2 separate regions of the Homo sapiens genome follow, and region 1 is linked to region 2. A link is an interaction called in ENCODE POLR2A ChIA-PET data of the cell type or tissue named here. Cell type or tissue: PC-9. All regions are shown on one strand. Each heading gives the region's core, and the rest is flanking DNA. Links, peaks and the distances in the headings are about the cores only.

Region 1 (8,626 bases), core at 1,468-6,467, 280 kb after region 2:
CTTTTTCAGTCTTGCTCTGTTGCCCAGGCTGGAGTGCAGTGGCATGATCTCGGTTCACTGCAACCTTTGCCTCCTGGGTTCAAGCGATTCTTGTGCCTCAGCCTCCCATGTAGCTGGGATCAAAGGCATGCACCACCAAGCCTGACTAATTTTTGTATTTTTAGTAGAGACAGAGTTTCTCCATGTTGTCCAGAGTGGTCTCGAACTTCTGGCTTCAAGTGATCTGCCTGCCTTGGCCTCCCAACGTGTTGGGATTACATGTGTGAGCCACCACACTTGGCCTTCTTCGACCTTTTTGTTTATATATGCATGCATGTGAATTTGTTTAATGTTAAACCCATGTTTAGAACATAATGGAGAACTCTACAGTGTATCATTTTACAGCCTGCTTTAACTTTACCATGTTAATAATTCTTCAAGAAGTTTGTTTTTACTGACCACATGATTCTCCATTATACAAATACAGTCTTTTTCTGGACATTCAGATTTTGTTTTACACAATTTAAAGTAATATATTTGTACATAAATCTTTGTGCAGGTATTTGATTATTTAGGAATCATTAGTATTTGACTTAGAGTCATGGTTGTCTAGCCTGTGGAATCTGGGTTTTTTATTATTCCATACATCTGTAATTCTAATCTTTCATCTTTAACAGGGTATTGTCTATTTAACATCAAATAAAGAGCTTTTCTCTCAGATTCTGGATCATGTGAGATTCTGCTTAACTTAGATGTTAGCCTGGTACTTACATCATACAGGTTATTAGAGGTACCAGATTTTAATTCTGTCATTCAAATTTATCCACAGGCTTCAGGTGAGACCACAGGAGTTGACATCACTAAAATTCAAGTCAAGAGATGTGAGACCATGAGAGAGAAGCACATGCAGAAACAGCAGGAGAGGGAAAAATCAGTCTTGACACCTCTTCGGGGAGATGTAGCCTCTTGCAATACCCAAGTGGCAGAGAAACCAGTGCTCACTGCTGTGCCAGGAATCACACGGCACCTGACCAAGCGGCTTCCCACAAAGTCATCCCAGAAGGTGGAGGTAGAAACCTCAGGGATTGGAGACTCATTATTGAATGTGAAATGTGCAGCACAGACCTTGGAAAAAAGGGGTAAAGGCAAGTATTTCTATACTGTGTATTGCTTTAGGTTATCAAAATTACCAAATTCAACCCAATTGTTGCCAGTAACTTCCTGGCAACAATTGGGTTGAATTTCATTTGCCTTCTATCCACAGGTAGATAGTAATATTTCTGATATTTTTATACAGAGGCAAAACGAGATGAATTCTTTTCTCAGAATTTAAAATTGCTATTTAAAAAGCTTTGTGTAAAACTTTCTATGGTGCATCTTTCCTCTGGTATTGAATAAAAACAAGGAATAGAGGAATGGTAACAAATTTAAGTGGTATTGTATCTACATGGTGACCACCTGTAGTGACCACCATGTGACCACAAATTGCCTTTGAATCGTTTTCAGTCTCTTTTTAAATGAATTATTTGTGGTATTTCTAGTACTGAAGGAGTTTTGATATTTTATTCTGAATTATTCCCCATTTAAAAGAGTCTATTCTCACTGCTTATCAGATATTTTCTGCCCTTTGTAGCTAAACCCAAAGTGAACGTGAAGCCATCTGTGGTTAAAGTTGTGTCATCCCCCAAATTGGCCCCAAAACGTAAGGCAGTGGAGATGCACGCTGCTGTCATTGCCGCTGTGAAGCCACTCAGCTCCAGCAGTGTCCTACAGGAACCCCCAGCCAAAAAGGCAGCTGTGGTAAGAAGTATATTCACTTTGTGGTGCTTTATTCTGTGTGGTAGGAAAGCAGGAAAGACTAACTCTCCACTAGCATTCTATCTTGAGTATATCACTTCCTGGCATTTCCTAGCATTTTAGTAATTTGGGTTACTACTGTATTTTATACTTACAGTTTGATATTTGTGAAGTAGCAGGACAGGATTTTTTAAAAGCTAATTTTTAGGTGGCAAGATATTTTGCTTATTTATATACTCAACCTTTAGATTATCGATTCTTAGATTCACAGGCTTAAAGAATCATAGCCACAATTCTAAGAAGGCAGCAAAAGAAAATGAATATGCTCAAATTAAAAAGCCTGACTCTCACTGAATTACCTGACTCTTCCTTTTGTAGGCTGTTGTCCCGCTTGTCTCTGAGGACAAATCAGTCACTGTGCCTGAAGCAGAAAATCCTAGAGACAGGTAATACTTTGTAATTCTTTCTAAACAAACTCCAGGCCCCTGTTACTGTTTAGGCTCTCTAGAGAATAACACTGATAAATAACTTTAGCAACATTCAAATAAATCTGTTGCACTTCAAATTAATTGCAAGAAAGTATGAAAATCTAGGGTTGCTGTTCTTCTTTGGTGCCATTGTTTACATTTTGCTATATTACCTAAAAGATGTTTTTTTGTTTTTTTGTTTGAGGCAGCGTCTCACTGTGTCACCCAGACTGGAGTGCAGTGGCACAATCTCTGCTCACTGCAACCTCCACTTCCCGGGTTCAAGCAATTCTCCTGCCTCAGCTTCCCAAGTAGCTGGGATTACAGGTGCCTGCCACAAGGCCTAGCTAATTTTTGTATTTTTAGTAGTGACAGGGTTTTGCCACATTGTCCAGGGTGGTCTCAAACTCCTGACGTCAAGTGATCCACCTTCCTCGTCTTCCCAAAGTGCTGGGATTACAGGCATGAGCTACCATGCCCGGCCCCTGAAAGATGTCTTTAACACCTACTTTGAGTTATAAAAATGCTTGGTGCTGGCCAGGCAAGGCGGCTTATGCCTGTAATCCCAACATTTTGGGAGACTGGGGCTGGAGAATCACTTGAGCTCAGGAGTTCAAGACCAGCCTGGACAACATAGTGAGGTCTTGTCTCTAATAAAAATCAAAGAAATAAAAAAAAAATCACATGGTGACACACACCTGTAGACCCAGCTACTTGGGAGGCGGAGGCAAAATGATCGCTTGAGCCCAGGAGGTCGAGGCTGCAGTGAGCCATGATTGTACCACTACACTCCAGCCTGGGTGACAAAGGGAGACTCTGCCTCAAAAAAAAAAAAAAAAAAAAAAAAAAAGCTTGATCCCAAATCAGTAAAAGAATTATTTCTTTATGTATGTTCTTAAAAACAAATTTTTGCTCACTTTGTGTCCGTGAGACTAGGTGATTCAGCCAACTATTTTTAAAACGGCAGTTTTCTAATAATCTTTTTTTTCTTACAGTCTTGTGCTGCCTCCAACCCAGTCCTCTTCAGATTCCTCACCCCCGGAGGTGTCTGGCCCTTCCTCATCCCAAATGAGCATGAAAACTCGCCGACTCAGCTCTGCCTCAACAGGAAAGCCCCCACTCTCTGTGGAGGATGATTTTGAGAAACTAATATGGGAGATTTCAGGAGGCAAATTGGAAGCTGAGATTGACCTGGATCCTGGGAAAGATGAAGATGACCTTCTGCTTGAGCTATCAGAAATGATTGATAGCTGAAGGTGGTAGTGAGGACACTTTAAAAAAAAAATCGCCAAAAAACTGGACTTAGTTTCATCTATTGTAACATTTACCTGAGATGATCATTTCTTTAGTCTAGAATTTGCCCCAAATCAGAAGTATACCTCTGAATTATCTGTATGTGTCCTGGATTCCTTGGGGTCAGATTTTTAAAGTTACTTTATAACCATTTTGTCCATTTGATGCCATTGTTTATCATCTTTTGAGAAAAAAGTTCTGTCATACCCTTCTCTCCACAAAAAAGAGACTGAGAGGGAGATCAAGTGAAAGGGTGCAAGCGAACTTAGTGACTCCTTGAGGTGTTTGTCAGTTTTGGCTTTTTTCTTCTTTGTTGTATTCTTTATGTATTGTCTTGATGTACTTAATATTACCTGAGTTTGAAATGGATGAAGACAGCTGCTACCATTAAGGACCAAATTTTATGCTACCACTAAACAAAAATACCCACTCAGTCTGTGTTAAATTGTATGTCTTTTTAAAGGTATTTAAAGATTCAACTAAGCTTTAAAGAGGGCTGAGCAGCTCAGGAAGCCTGTAATGTGGGCATAACTCTTTGGACCTGATCTTGATGCTTCTGCTGCTCTGTTAGCCTCTGAAGAGCAATATCTAATTTATTATTACTGTAATTTTTTAAAAGGCTTTAAAGTGCCTCAGGGGTCCCCTGAAACTAATTTTCTATTTCTGGGATTCCCTGGATTCATTATATGAGATGGTGACATGATTAGAGGAATTCTTTTTTAGTATGAAAATTGTCCTTTTTCTTCTTCAGTACTTGCCTCCTTGCTGGCATTGAATTAACACAGGGACAAAATTTGGTTAATTTTTTATTTCTAACTCTCCCAACAAACCCCTGTTGCCCAGTATTTGTTTGGTGGCCTTTAACCACCTGAGGGAAAAAATGAGCTTATTCAAGCTGCCAATATTTATCTATGGGCTGTAGCAGTACACTGAATTGTACTGTGCCAGGGATATTGAGATGCTCTGGGGGTGTATTGTATACCTGCCAGTTTTCTTCATTTCTGAATTGAGTTTTCTTTTCTTGATGTTGGTTTCCTTCATATCACCTCAAGGTTTAGATTTGTGAAGGAATAAGCATGATGGAAATAATAGTCTTGAAAGGAGATATGTTGTATATAATCAGGAGGAAGAGGAAGGAAGGACTTACCCATTTTGATATTTTGCTGTAGGTGGCCAGTTTTGTTTCTCATAGGGAAATCTGACCCACCTGTCATGTTGGCTCCTAAGGAACTGCTGTTGTAAGCGGCTCATCAAGAGTTGAACTTCACGTAGCCTTGTTGGGAATATGGAAAAGGAAGAAAGCCACAGGACTGCCCATTCAGTCTTGGGAAGATTGGGATGATTCTGCACAAGCAAAAATGACTGAAGTTTATGTATAGACACACCTCTACCAATCCATCTTCAGCTGACTGAATGTTGTATGATAGCCCTTCTCCAAAGCAGAGGTAGAATGTTCAGGTTTCACCATGGATTTTCTACTTATTTCGTTTTTGGAATCAGCTTACAGATTCCAGGTCCCTTTTGTATATATTCTTTATTCTTTTGCTTTTTTAAAAAATAATTTTGTTTCATATTTAAAGCACTTGTATTAGTCAATGTTTCGTGTTCCGCATTATTTGAACCATTTGCCCTTACAGAAAGAGAAATACTTGTTTGTGTTTTAAATAAAACTGATGTAGGAAAGTCTTGATGTTGTGAGCTAAGTAATCTTACATCATCATATCAGCCTGGGATCCATCTTGACAAGAGACCCCAGACAGAATGCTATTGGCCTTTCGTGTAAGTGCCCGAATTTCAGTTATTATTTGGCTTAGAAACCTTTCATCTGGATATATTGCCAAATTTACAAGTGTGCTCAATTTTAGCTGCATATGCTTTAGGTAAGAATTTATATTATTATAATGTGAGGATTTTTTTTCTGACACGGATACTTACTCCTTAGTGTTGTAACTCAAGCAATGCCATTAAGTTTTTAAAAGGAGGGAGGGTTTAAAAGTGATCTTAGGGAGTCTCTCTGGGCCTACTCTGGCTCAAGAGGCTGATAAAAAATAAATAAATGAATAAACTTGATCTTTAGAGTCAACGATTTAGAATTTTCAAGCATGAAGGTGCAGCAGATAAGAAATTTAATTTATAGAAGTCCAGGTTTCTTAATATGTGTGCCAATTTTTAAAATTGTAGGAAAGTATATGTTTGTTAGCTACCAAAGAACATAGATTTTTCCTATTAGTCTAAAAGTCGTCCCAACAAGTTGAATCAACTTTTCACAAAAAGCAAAAGACTATAGTTTTGAATGATAGTTTTTCATTTTAACAGTAAGAAAAGGGCCCAAATATTCCAGTTTGGTTATAGCCAGAAATAAGATAGTTTTATGTTTCATATATTTTATCTCAAGATAATAATTCCTAAAGTTCTAGCCTTAACCCTAAATCTCAGTGGTTCTTCTTTAAAGCTAGAACATAGTGTGTTTTCATCTTGATCAGTATTTGAAAGATGAGACTGATGTTTACTAATTACAATTGCAGTAACAAAGCTTGATCTATTAATATATTGATCAGAGTTCCATGATCCTTTTCTAAAATGGTGGCTTTATTTTGCCAGAATAATTCTGCAGGGTGTTTTTTTTAAGACAGAGTCTCACTCTGTTGCCCAGGATAGAATGCAGAGTGGCACAATCTTGGCTCACTGCAACTCTTGCCTCCCAGTTTCAAGCGATTCTCCTGCCTCAGCCTCCTCAGTAGTTGGGATTACAGGGGTGCACCACCACACCTGGCTAATTTTTATATTTTTAGTAGAGACAGGATTTCACCATGTTGGCCAGGCTGGTCTGGAACCCCTGACCTCAAGTGATAGGCCTTCCTCGGCCTTCCAAAGTGCTGGGATTACAGGTTGTGAGCCACCACGCCCAGCCAACAGTTCTGCAGTTCTGTAAAGTATTTGATTGCTTTGAATTTGGCTGTAGCACAGGAAATACATGGTCTCCAGTTGTAACTGCTTAATAGGTAAAACTTAAATTAGCTAACATTTATTGAGTACTTATTGTGTATCTTTAATTCACGTCCTCATTTTGACACTAAATTATACAGTACATTAAAGATGACTATTCCCGCACTGAAGTTTCAGGGTCAGTATGTTTATATATTATGTGCCATTGGGTTTGATTAGTAGATCTTTTCAAGAGTGTTTTTTAAAATCATGACTTTATGAAGCTGCTCAGTAACTCTGAAAATTCCTACAACCCAGACATTTAACTGCATTAATAATTAAGACTCCAAACCGCAATTTATTTTGAATTTGCAAAAAGATATTAGTTAAGGGGCATGAACACAATTAAAATCCTTGACCATTCTCTTAAGTTTGTTCAATAAAGTGGGCAAAAAATAAGTAATGACCGTAAATAAGAACAGCAATCAAGAATTTAGTTTTACATTTAAAAAAAGTAATTTTGGCTGGGCACGGTGGCTCACGCCTGTAATCCCAGCACTTTGGGAGGCCGAGGTGGGTGGATCATCTGAGGTCAGAAGTTTGAGACCAGCCTGGCCAACATGGCAAAACCCCATCTTTACTGAAAGTACAAAAAAATTAGCCAGGCGGGGTGGCATGCACCTATAATCCCAGCTACTTGGGAGGCTGAGGCAGGAGAATTGTGTGAACCTGGAAGGCGGAGGTTACAGTGAGCCGAGATCAATCACCACTGCACTCCAGCCTGAGCAACAGGGCAAGACTCCATCTCAAAAAAATTTTTTTTGGATTTATATTTACTGAGAGGGTCTGTTACTAAGGTATTTAGATTTGGTTGGATTTAACTGCTAAAATGTTGTAGAGTCTGAATCTATGGCATGGTAAAGAATAATCACAGCCATTCAGCAAGTTGTGAAGCTTCTGGTTGGGATGAAAGAAACTTCAAGCTGAGAGGAAGAATGTTCTGAAATATTTGGGAGGTTTGGCAGACTCCTTTCTCAGGGGTATGTTCATTTGGGCCAGTGATTCTGAAGCCCACTTTGCAGATATCTTAGGTGTGTCATGAAGTTTTACAAGAACATTGTGAGTAGTTGCAATAACAAAAGGAAACAAATGTTTCATATTACTTTCCATTATCCGTGTCTCAGGTATTCTTCCAGAGATACTTTAGCCATGTGTAAGTGAATACACTTCCATACAATATCATGCGTAAAACACATGACATTCTGAACCCTGCCGTTTTTATTAAAGAAAATTTCAAATGTATTTAGAATTAAAGTATAATAAACTCCACATAGTCACCCAGTTTCAACAATTGCAGATTCATGGCCAATCCTCTCTTCTTTACCTTACCAACTATCCATCACCCCCTATTCTGACCTACTTGACTGGGCTGAGGGTGAGGCAAGCAAGGTATTGGGCACAATTTAAGGAGGCACTCACTTTTCAAGGCTTGTATTTGCACATGTGATTGTGATTCCTACAATTATGCTCAATCCTTAGCCTTGCCTTATCTGAGATCTGGCCCTGCTGGCTCCACTGAGTTATTTTGAAGTAAATCTCAAGCATAGTATACCTTGCTTTTTTTTTCATCATGTATATTGGATATCGTTTCATATCGGGACACAAAGACCTTTAATCTTAGTAACAGTTGCATAGAATTGCACCCTATGAAGATGCAGTAATTTATAATAGTCCCTATTGATAGACATTTAGGTTGCTTCCCATCTTGGTATTTTAAACAATGTTGTGATGATTACATTATACCACACATGTAAGTTTGTATGGAGGATAAGTACCTAGAAATAGAGCTTAATAATTTACAGTACCACTATTTTTTCATTTCCAATCTAATAAGAGAAATAGTACTTCAGTGTAGTTTGGTGTGCCTTTCTTTTTTTTCTTTTGTGACAGACATTCTGAATGTAGCCTTTCTGTTATGAGTGAAGCTGGGCATCTTTTCATGTTTAAAGACCACTCCTATATCCTTTGCTACAAACTGATGCTCACATCCATTGCCAATTTTAATTTTGAGTCTTTTTTTGTTTTGAGACGGAGTCTTGCTCTGTCACCCAGGCTGGAGCGCAATGGCGTGATCTCCACTCACTGCAACCTCCGCCTCCTGGGTT
Region 2 (8,626 bases), core at 1,813-6,812:
CCTCTGCAGCACTATTTGTGATGGGAATTCTAAAGCAATTTATCACCGTAATGATTGCTGATTCCAGAACGTTATGGTGACTGATGGCCGTGCTAGCTGGAGCTTGTCTTCCCAGTTTTCTCTTTTACTAAAGAGTAATTGTGCAGAGTTGGTGGTAGATGATGGTGGCTCAGAGATGTGAGGTGAGAGAAGAAAGTCACAGCTCAGCTTGTCACCAACACTGGCGCAGGAGGGGCAGAGGGAGGTGTGCAAACTAATAGCTGAGAAGGCTCATAAAGAAAATTCAAACTCTCTGCATTTAGGTGGGTTGTTTGATCCCTGACTTTCCCAGTGCCTCTGACATACCCTCTCCAGGCAAAGACATCCCCTACTGAAATGGGGAAAGACATGACAAATGTTAGCTGAGCATTAGAAGAATGGTAGATCAGGAAGACGCTGTTCTACATCAACCTCATGGACAGACCAAGAGAAAATACAGCTGAGCCACTGCAAGATGGATTAAAGTTGGCTTAAGAAAGACACTCGTCCAGCTAAGAAGCAGTCCAAGGTGCAACTTATTATTCAAGGAAACACTCCAGACACCTCTTTTGAGTGGAGGAGACCATCCCTGCCAATCCCTGGGGAATGGTGTCCGATCGTTTTTGCTTTGCAACTTTCTAGGAAGCTCAGGGTAACATGGAGGCGGGGGAGCTGGGTTAGAACTTCAGGGCCTGTGTGTCCTCTGAGCATCCTGCCCTTGGGACTGCTGATCAAACTTTGGGGGTCTCCTCACCCCTCCACAGCTCTGGCACGAGTGTGGGATTAAGGGCTGTTGTGGGTTGAATAGTGTCTCCCCCAAATTTATATCCAACTGGCACCTCAGGCTGTGACTTTATTTGGAAATAAGGTTGCTGCAGGTATAAGTAAGTCTCTCAAGAATAAATCATCCTGGCCGGGCACAGTGGCTCACGTCTGTAATCCCAGCACTTTAGGAGGCCAAGGAGGGCAGATCACCTGAGGTCAGGAGTTTGAGACCAGCCTGTCCAACATGGCGAAACCCTGTCTCTATGAAAACCACAAAAATTAGCCGGGCGTGGTGGCGGGTGACTGTAATCCCGGCTACCCAGGAGGCTGAGGCAGGAGAATCACTGGAACCCGGGAGGCGGATGTTACAGTGAGCGGAGATCACACCACTGCACTCCAGCCTGGGGGACAGAGCAAGACTCCGTTTCAGAAAAAAAAAAAAGAATAAATCATCCTGGATTTAGGGTGGGCATGAAATCCAACAACTGGTGTTTTTTTGTTTTTGTTTTTTTTGTGTTTTTTTTTTTAATAGAGTCTTGCTCTGTTGCCCAGGCTGGAGTGCAGTGGAGCAATCTCGGCTCACTGCAATCTCTGCCTCCCCGGTTTAAGCGACTCTCCTGCCTCAGCCTCCTGAGTAGCTGGGATCACAGGTGTGCACCACCACGCCCAGCTAATTTTTGTATTTTTAGTAGAGAGGGGGTTTTGCCATATTGGCCAGGCTGGTCTCCAACTCCTGACCTCAAGTGGTCCACCCACCTCGGCCTCCCAAACTGCTGGGATTACAGGCGTGAGCCACCGCACCCAGCTGAACCACTGGTGTTCTTATAAAAAGAAGAGAAGACACATGGAGGAGAAAGCCATGTGAAGACAGAGGCTGGAATTGGAGTGACACATCTGTAATCCGAGGAATGCCACAGATGGCAGGTGGCAGCCAGAAGCTCGGAGAGCAGCATGGAACTGACTCTGCCTTAGAGCTTCCAGAAGGAGCCAACCCTGCCAACACTTTGATTCCTGACTTCTGCTCTCCAGAACTGTGAGACAATACATTTCTGTTATTTTTTTATTTTTATTTTTTTGACACAGAGTCTTGCTCTGTCTCCCAGGCTGGAGTGCAGTGGCACTCTCTCGGCTCACTGCAACTTCTGCCTCCCAGGTTCAAGTGATTCTCCTGCCTCAGCCTCCCGAGTAGCTGGGACTACAGGCACGTGCCACCATGCCCGGCTAATTTTTTGTATTTTTAGTAGAGACAGGGTTTCACCTTGTTAGCCGGGATGGTCTCAATCTCCTGACCTTGTGATCCGCCTGCCTTGGCCTCCCAAAGTGCTGGGATTACAGGCGTGAGCCACTGCACCTGGCCACATTTTGTTACTTTAAGCCCCATGTTTCTGGTAAATTATTACGCCAACTTTAAGAAACTAATATAAGGGAGTTGGGCAAAGGGGCTGCAGAGAGACCCAGTCTTCTTGGTTGCAGAGAACCCTAACCATATCACCTAGTTCAGTGACCCGAGTGTTACTGTCTCCAGCGCTGCCCAGGAGAGCATCTTCAGAAGTCAGAGAGTCTATCAATGTCACCCCCCCCCCAAGTTTCTTCTCCCGCATGCCCACTTCAGGCACACACAAACCCCACTTGAGGCTGGGTTTGGTGGCTCACGCCTGTAATCCCAGCACTTTGGGAGGCTGAGGCAGGTGGATCACCCGAAGTCAGGAGTTCAAGACCAGCCTGGCCAACATGCTGTCTCTACTAAAGACACAAAAATTAGCCATGTGTAGTGGTGGATGCCTGTATTCCTAGCTACTCGGAAGGCTGAGGCAGGAGAATCACTTGAACCTGGGAGGTGGAGGTTGCAGTGAGCTGAGGTCACGCTGTTGCACTCCAGCCTGGACGACAGAGAGAGACTCCGTCTCAAAACAGAAACAAAAACAAGGAACCCCACTTGAACTGCCACTCAGTGGGGACTTCAGTCAGGCCAAGCCCGGGGACTGCCCACCTCCCCTTTGTGACACCACATCTGCTCAGCTCACATCTTCTGGTCTCAGTTTCCCTGGTACCTTCCCCAGGCTGCCTCCTCAGAGGCTCAGTCAAACAGATGAAGCCCAGACAGGGACCATCCTCTATGGACTCCTCCACTGCCTCACTTCTCAACCATGGCTACCAGTCACAGAAAACACCCATTGGCCTCTCTAGCCTGGGGGAAGCAGAGAATGGCTAGGTGCAAGGCTTAGAGAGGTCAAACCAGTGGAAACCAAGATCCCAGCCCTCAAGACAGGGACCTCAGGGAAACCCCCAGTCATGGCACCCATATAGAGAAGACACTCTTTTACCTATTTGCTTTTTCTTTTCCTTTTGGCTGAGTAGACATTCCAGTAGAGAAGGCATTGTTTTACCCATTGTCCTCATTTCCCACCGTCAAGGCATCTGGGAAATAATCCCTCCTTTAAAGGGGGTGGATGTGCCTATGTGATGTTCGGGAAGAACATTCAAGAGTAGACAAATGGCCAAATGCCAGGGCCTTTCTAAAGGCCACCTACGTGATGCACTACCACTTAGGAACAAGCCGGGGTCTCCTGAGTCATTCTCCCTTCCCCATACGCTCTTCCCCTTGGTTGGACAGTTTGCCCCCCTCATAATCAGTTCTTAGCCATTTATTGGGGCATCTTGTACTTATTTCATTCTCAAAGCTGCTTGACTTCTCCCTAGAGCTGGGGCCTGCAGGGCAGCGGGGAACAGCCCTTGAGACTCATTCTTCTCCTTCCTGCAGAAGAACGGGTGGACTCCCAGCTCTGTCGTCTGCCAGGGGAGCTCAGAGCCAGAGGAGTGGGTGGGCACTGTCCTCTCTTCCTGGGCATGGGCTGGGTGTGGGGATGTGGAGTCTAACGGAGGGCCTATTCTCCATGTATTGCTGCTGAGGCAGCTGAAGGTGGAGAAAACTCCAGGGGAGGAAGAGGTGGGGCAATGACCATGTTGGAGAAGAGCTTTGAGAGACTGAGCAGATAAATGGACTCAAGATAAATGGACTCTCTCTCCCGAGTCACCATGCATCAGGGCAGCTGATGGGGAGGAGGCAGAGTGACCATACCCTGGAATCTTTGATTTCCTGTGGGTGGAAAGGCAAGTCGAGCTTGACAAACTCGTCCTGGGAGGTATGGAGCACGCAGGCATAGGGGGACGGGAAGGGCCACACTCAGGAAGCTAGGGGGCCATGGTCCTGGCAACCATCTGTTTCACTGCAAATTTTCTGCTTCATGGTCCCTCACCACACCCCCAAGTGTCTGTCAGACTGTATGTCCCAAGCTTACTGCAGGAATGTGGCCACCGAAGCGTGGCTGTCTTCCTCCCACCCACAGCTGGTCAGAGCCTGAGCGAGACTAGAACTCTGGCCTCTTCACTCCCAGCCCAGCACCCCTTCCTCCACTGACTCATCCAGGAGACTGTGAACACAGGGGCCCCACAGCCTCTCAGCTCTCTTCTCCTGCCTGTCTCCTGCTCCCTAAATACATTCAACACCCAGACAGGGAATGGCTGCTCCAAGAGCCCCCCAAGGTCCCCTTCCCTGGTGTCTGAGTTGTGCCAAGGGCAGGCTGCATGGCCACCACTAAAGTTCCGTTGCAGGACTGGGGTAGCATTAGGGTTGTTTGGTTTTAAAAATGTATGCAAAAATGTCTTCAGAACCTCCATATTCTCAGGTAAAAGAATTCCAGTGCCCAAGATAAGAGGGACCAGGGAAGGGGATGGGTCTAATTAGATCCAGAGGCCTATGCTTTAGAAAAGGGCCAGGGGGCTGTCGAGAATTGCTGGGCATAGGGCTGGGCACAGTGGCTCACGCCTGTAGTCCCAGCACTTTGGGAGGCCGAGGTGCGCAGATCGCTTGAGTCCAGGAGTTTGAGACCAGCCTGGCCAACATGGCGAAACCCTGTCTCTACCAGAAAAAGAAGAAAAAATGCAAAAATTAGCTGGGCATGATGATGCATGCCTGTGGTCCCAGCTACCAGAGAGGCTGAGGTGGGGACATTACTTGAGCCTTGGAAGTCTAAGCTGCAGTGAGCCAAGATCTCACCACTGCACTCCAGCCTGTGTGACAGAGCGTGACCCTGTCCCAAGGAAAAAAAAAAAAGGAATTGATGGGCATAAGGCCAGGCACGTGGTGCTCATGCCTGTAATCCCAGCACTTTGGATGATTGAGGTGGGTGGATTGCTTGAGCTCAGGAGTTCAAGATCAGCTTGGGCAACATGGTGAAACTCTGTCTCTAAAAAAAAAAAAAAAAAAAAAAAATTCGCCAGGCTAATGTGGTGGTGCATGCCTGTGGTCCCAGCCACTTAGGGGACTGAGGCAGGAGGATTGCTTGAATTGGGGAGGTCGAGGCTGCAATGAGCCGAGATCGTGCCACTGCACTCCAGCCTGGGTGACAACGTGAGACCCTTTTTCAAAAGGAAAAAAGAATTGCTGGGCATGGGTCTTACTGGAGCTCTGGGGTGCTGCCTCTAGGGCAGGTGGTCTGAGCACGTTCACTTGGGAGGTGAACTTGCAGTAGGGGAGACAGTCTCACTAATTAGTAATAAACATCTTTATTTCTTTTCTTTCTTTCTTTCTTTTTTTTTTTTTTTTTTGGTGACAGAGTCTCTCACTGTTGCCCAGGCTGGAGTGCAATCGTGCGATATTGGCTTACTGCAACCTCTGCCTCCCCGGTTCACGCGATTCTCCTGCCTCAGCCTCTCTAGCAGCTGGGATTACAGGTGCACACCACCACGCCCAGCTACTATGTGTATTTTTAGTAGAGACGGGATTTCACTATGTTGGCCAGGCTGGTCTTGAACCCCTGACCTCATGATCTGCCCGCCTCAGCTTCCTAAAGTACTGGGATTACAGGAGTGAGCCACCATGCCTGGCCCAACGTCTTTATTCCTTAATGAACAGTCTCCGTCATCCACCTCCGACTTAGTTCAGTCTCCTGCTTTCTAGGAATGGAGCTGTCCCAAGGTTTCGTGGCTGGTGAGGGGAGGAGAGACACCCACTCCTTGCTTCCTTACCAGTCACGTCACTCTAAGGTAGAGAACCTGGGAGCGTGGGATTCTGGTTTTCCTTGGGTTAGTTTGGGGAAGGTGAGTCCTTAAAGCTGCCGGGATAACAAAATAAGGGAGTGGAAGGTAGAGGAGACAAGTCAGCTTGATAAGAAAGAGAATAAGAGGCGTCAGAATCCTCTAGAAGGCAGATCTCTTGCTTCCCTTATCCGAGGGGCACCTCTGCGCCTTCCTTGCTGCTGAGTTCCTTCTCCATTCCTGTGGGCCAGGGACAGGAATGCTGAGAATGGTTCAACATTTTATCCTGAGCTATTTTGAGGGAAAAAAGAGGGGGGACAGAGCTGAGTGGTGGAGCCCAATCACTCCCTTCTCTCTGGTTCCCACCATCCCCTCCCCCACCCATGTTTTCGAGTTGCCAAGGAAACCGCACAGCCTATCTGCATCTTCTGTTTTGTTCCTGTCAAAACCATGAAACTTTCTAAGGCCAAATCAGTGGGAGCTCTGTCAGAGTTGGTCAGCAAGGAGAGGCCGCTCCAGCGTGAAGCCTCCTGCACGGATGCCCTCCCACACAGCTGTGCATGCACACACGCACACGCGTGCACACACAAGCACACACCACCCCCACACACCCGCACCTCCAATCAGCCAGCCCAACCACCGGGAGGAGAGAAAAATGGAAAACAAATAGGGAAAAAAATCCACCCTGCCCACCCCACAGAGCCACACACCCACACTACTTCCATCCCCCTCTCCTCTGAGTCTTGCAGGGCTGGAGAAGTTTGGCACCCCAGGCAGCTCACCCACTCCAACAGCACCCTGCCACCTCCGGCGTGGTGGCTCCAGAGACAGCGTGCCAGTCAGGCTACCCTAGGAGGTGAGTCCTGGGAGCAGGAGGAGGCAGCAAGCAGAGAAAGGGATATGGAGGAATAGCCCCGTAGTTCCAGGCAGCAGTCACAGAGTGATGTGTGACCTTGCAAAGGTCACCTAAATACACTGCTCAATGTCACTGAGACACAAGCTGCTACATCGAGTAGTGAGTCCTCCATCACTGGAGGTATTCAAGCAGGTGCTGAATGCCCATCTTTACAGGAGGCTCCTATAAAGAAGACTCCTACTTCAAGTGGGAGCTTAGGCCAAATAATCCCTGAGGTTCTGTTGGCAGGAAGATTCCAGAATCCATGGTTTAGAGCCTTTGTGTGCCACAGGACCACTTAGCACATGATGGCCTAGGGGCTGAGGGCAGGGGGTCACCCCTTCCTCCATACACAAGCATTCACCTATGCAGCTGACCTTCCCACTTATCAGCCAGGAGCCTAGCCATTGCTTTTCCTGGAAGGCTTACGTGGGTTCAAGAGTAGATGCCTAAGGAAAACCCAGCAGGGCCAGGCTTGGTGGTGCACACCTGCAATCTCAGCACTTTGGGTGGCTGAGGTGGGAGGATTGCTTGAGCCCAGGAGTTTGAGACCAGCCTGGGCAACATAGTGAAGCCCTGTCTCTACAAAAATTGTAAAATGTAGCTAGGTGTGGTGATGCGTGCCTATAGTCCTAGCTACTTGGGAGGCTGAGGTGAAAGGATCACTTCAACCCGGAAGGTTGAGGCTGCAATGAGCCGTAATTGTGCCACTGCACTCCAGTCTGGGTGACAGAGCAAGACCCTGCCTCGAACAAACAAACAAAAAAACCAAGGGAGGATTTCTGGGCATGAGAATTAGAGAGGCTAGCGCAACCAGCTTCGGGTGAGGCCCTGTCCAGAAAGCCGATTTCTGCCTGAAATAAAGACAGGATCGTGTTTTGAGAACCAGCTAAGAAAGTGGCCTTATTTTCTCAAAGATGAGGAACTGAGAGAGGTGGTCTCGCTGGCCAGGGGAGAAAGGGGTTGTCATCAGGAGAAGAAGGCAAAGTAGAGGCAATAATGTAAGCTCCTTAGGATCAGGGAGAGTGCTGGGTCCTAGAATCCAGACCCCTGGGAACTATTGCCCCACCTGTGCTCTGCACAATGGTGCCCACGGAAGGGGTGAACTGGGGCTGAAATCCAGCCAACCAGTGCCTCCTGTAGGACAGAGGCTGCCTGGAGGAGGGTCACCATCAGTTCTTTTTCCTGATCCTCTCCCTCCTACCACCCCACCCTCCGGTAGGCCCCAGTGTGTGTTGTTCCCCTCGACGTGTCCATGCGTTCTCTCATTTAGCTCCCACTTATAAGGGAGAACATGCAGTATTTTGTTTTCTGCTCCTGCGTTAGTTGGAGGCTCCTTTTTCTAAATCTCACCCAGGGTCAGTAGCGGCCCTGCTCACACCCATCGCACTGATCTTCCCATAGGAAGATCATCATCAGTACCCTATGATCTTCCTAAGGTACTAGCCTTACTGAGACCCTCCCTACTTAAACTCTTCAGTGGTTGCCCGTTTATCCTAATGGGAAAAAGGCAAATTTCTTAGCCTGGTTGACAGGGCCCTTTATCTTGTACCTCTCCCTGCCCATCTCCATCTTCCCAGTCTTTTTTTTTTTTTTTTTGAGACGGAGTTTCACTCTTTTTGCCCAGGCTGGAGTCCATTGGTGCGATCTCAGCTCACCAATGCACTCCTCTGCCTCCCAGGTCCAAGCAATTCTCTCGCCTCAGTCTCCCGAGTAGCTGGGATTACAGGTGCCCACCATCATGCCCAGCTAATTTTTTGTATTTTTAGTAGAGACGGGGTTTCACCATGTTGGCCAGGCTGGTCTTGAACTACTGACCTCAGGTGATCCGCCTGCCTTGGCCTCCCAAAGTGTTAGGATTACAGGGGTGGGCCACCACACCCGGCCCCCAAGTCTTTTTAACATTTTCCA

Evidence for each region. Peaks named below come from ENCODE experiments on the same cell type or tissue, not always from the same donor. Only the 100,000 strongest peaks of a DNase experiment are listed, where the experiment ranks them.
Region 1: POLR2A ChIA-PET joins it to region 2 with 8 read pairs; 2 of 35 experiments call an interaction of 5 or more read pairs at or near these places.

Annotation. Positions count from the first base shown.
Region 1 is chr1:203,848,903-203,857,528 of GRCh38, forward strand. It overlaps ZBED6 (zinc finger BED-type containing 6), which reads left to right. Exons shown (of 17, transcript NM_001395895.1): 14 at 809-1,124; 15 at 1,613-1,779; 16 at 2,155-2,222; 17 at 3,239-5,222. It overlaps ZC3H11A (zinc finger CCCH-type containing 11A), which reads left to right. Exons shown (of 18, transcript NM_001376342.1): 15 at 809-1,124; 16 at 1,613-1,779; 17 at 2,155-2,222; 18 at 3,239-5,222. The coding sequence ends at 3,497. Among named protein-coding and RNA genes, the nearest start is that of SNRPE, 8.4 kb to the right of the region's middle. In PC-9, for the core only: no CTCF peak of the experiment used is centred there; no DNase peak of the experiment used is centred there.
Region 2 is chr1:203,566,091-203,574,716 of GRCh38, forward strand. No RefSeq gene overlaps it. Among named protein-coding and RNA genes, the nearest start is that of ATP2B4, 56 kb to the right of the region's middle. RefSeq lists an enhancer at 5,888-6,770. In PC-9, for the core only: no CTCF peak of the experiment used is centred there; a DNase peak (open chromatin) is centred at 3,851; H3K27ac peaks cover 1,557 bases.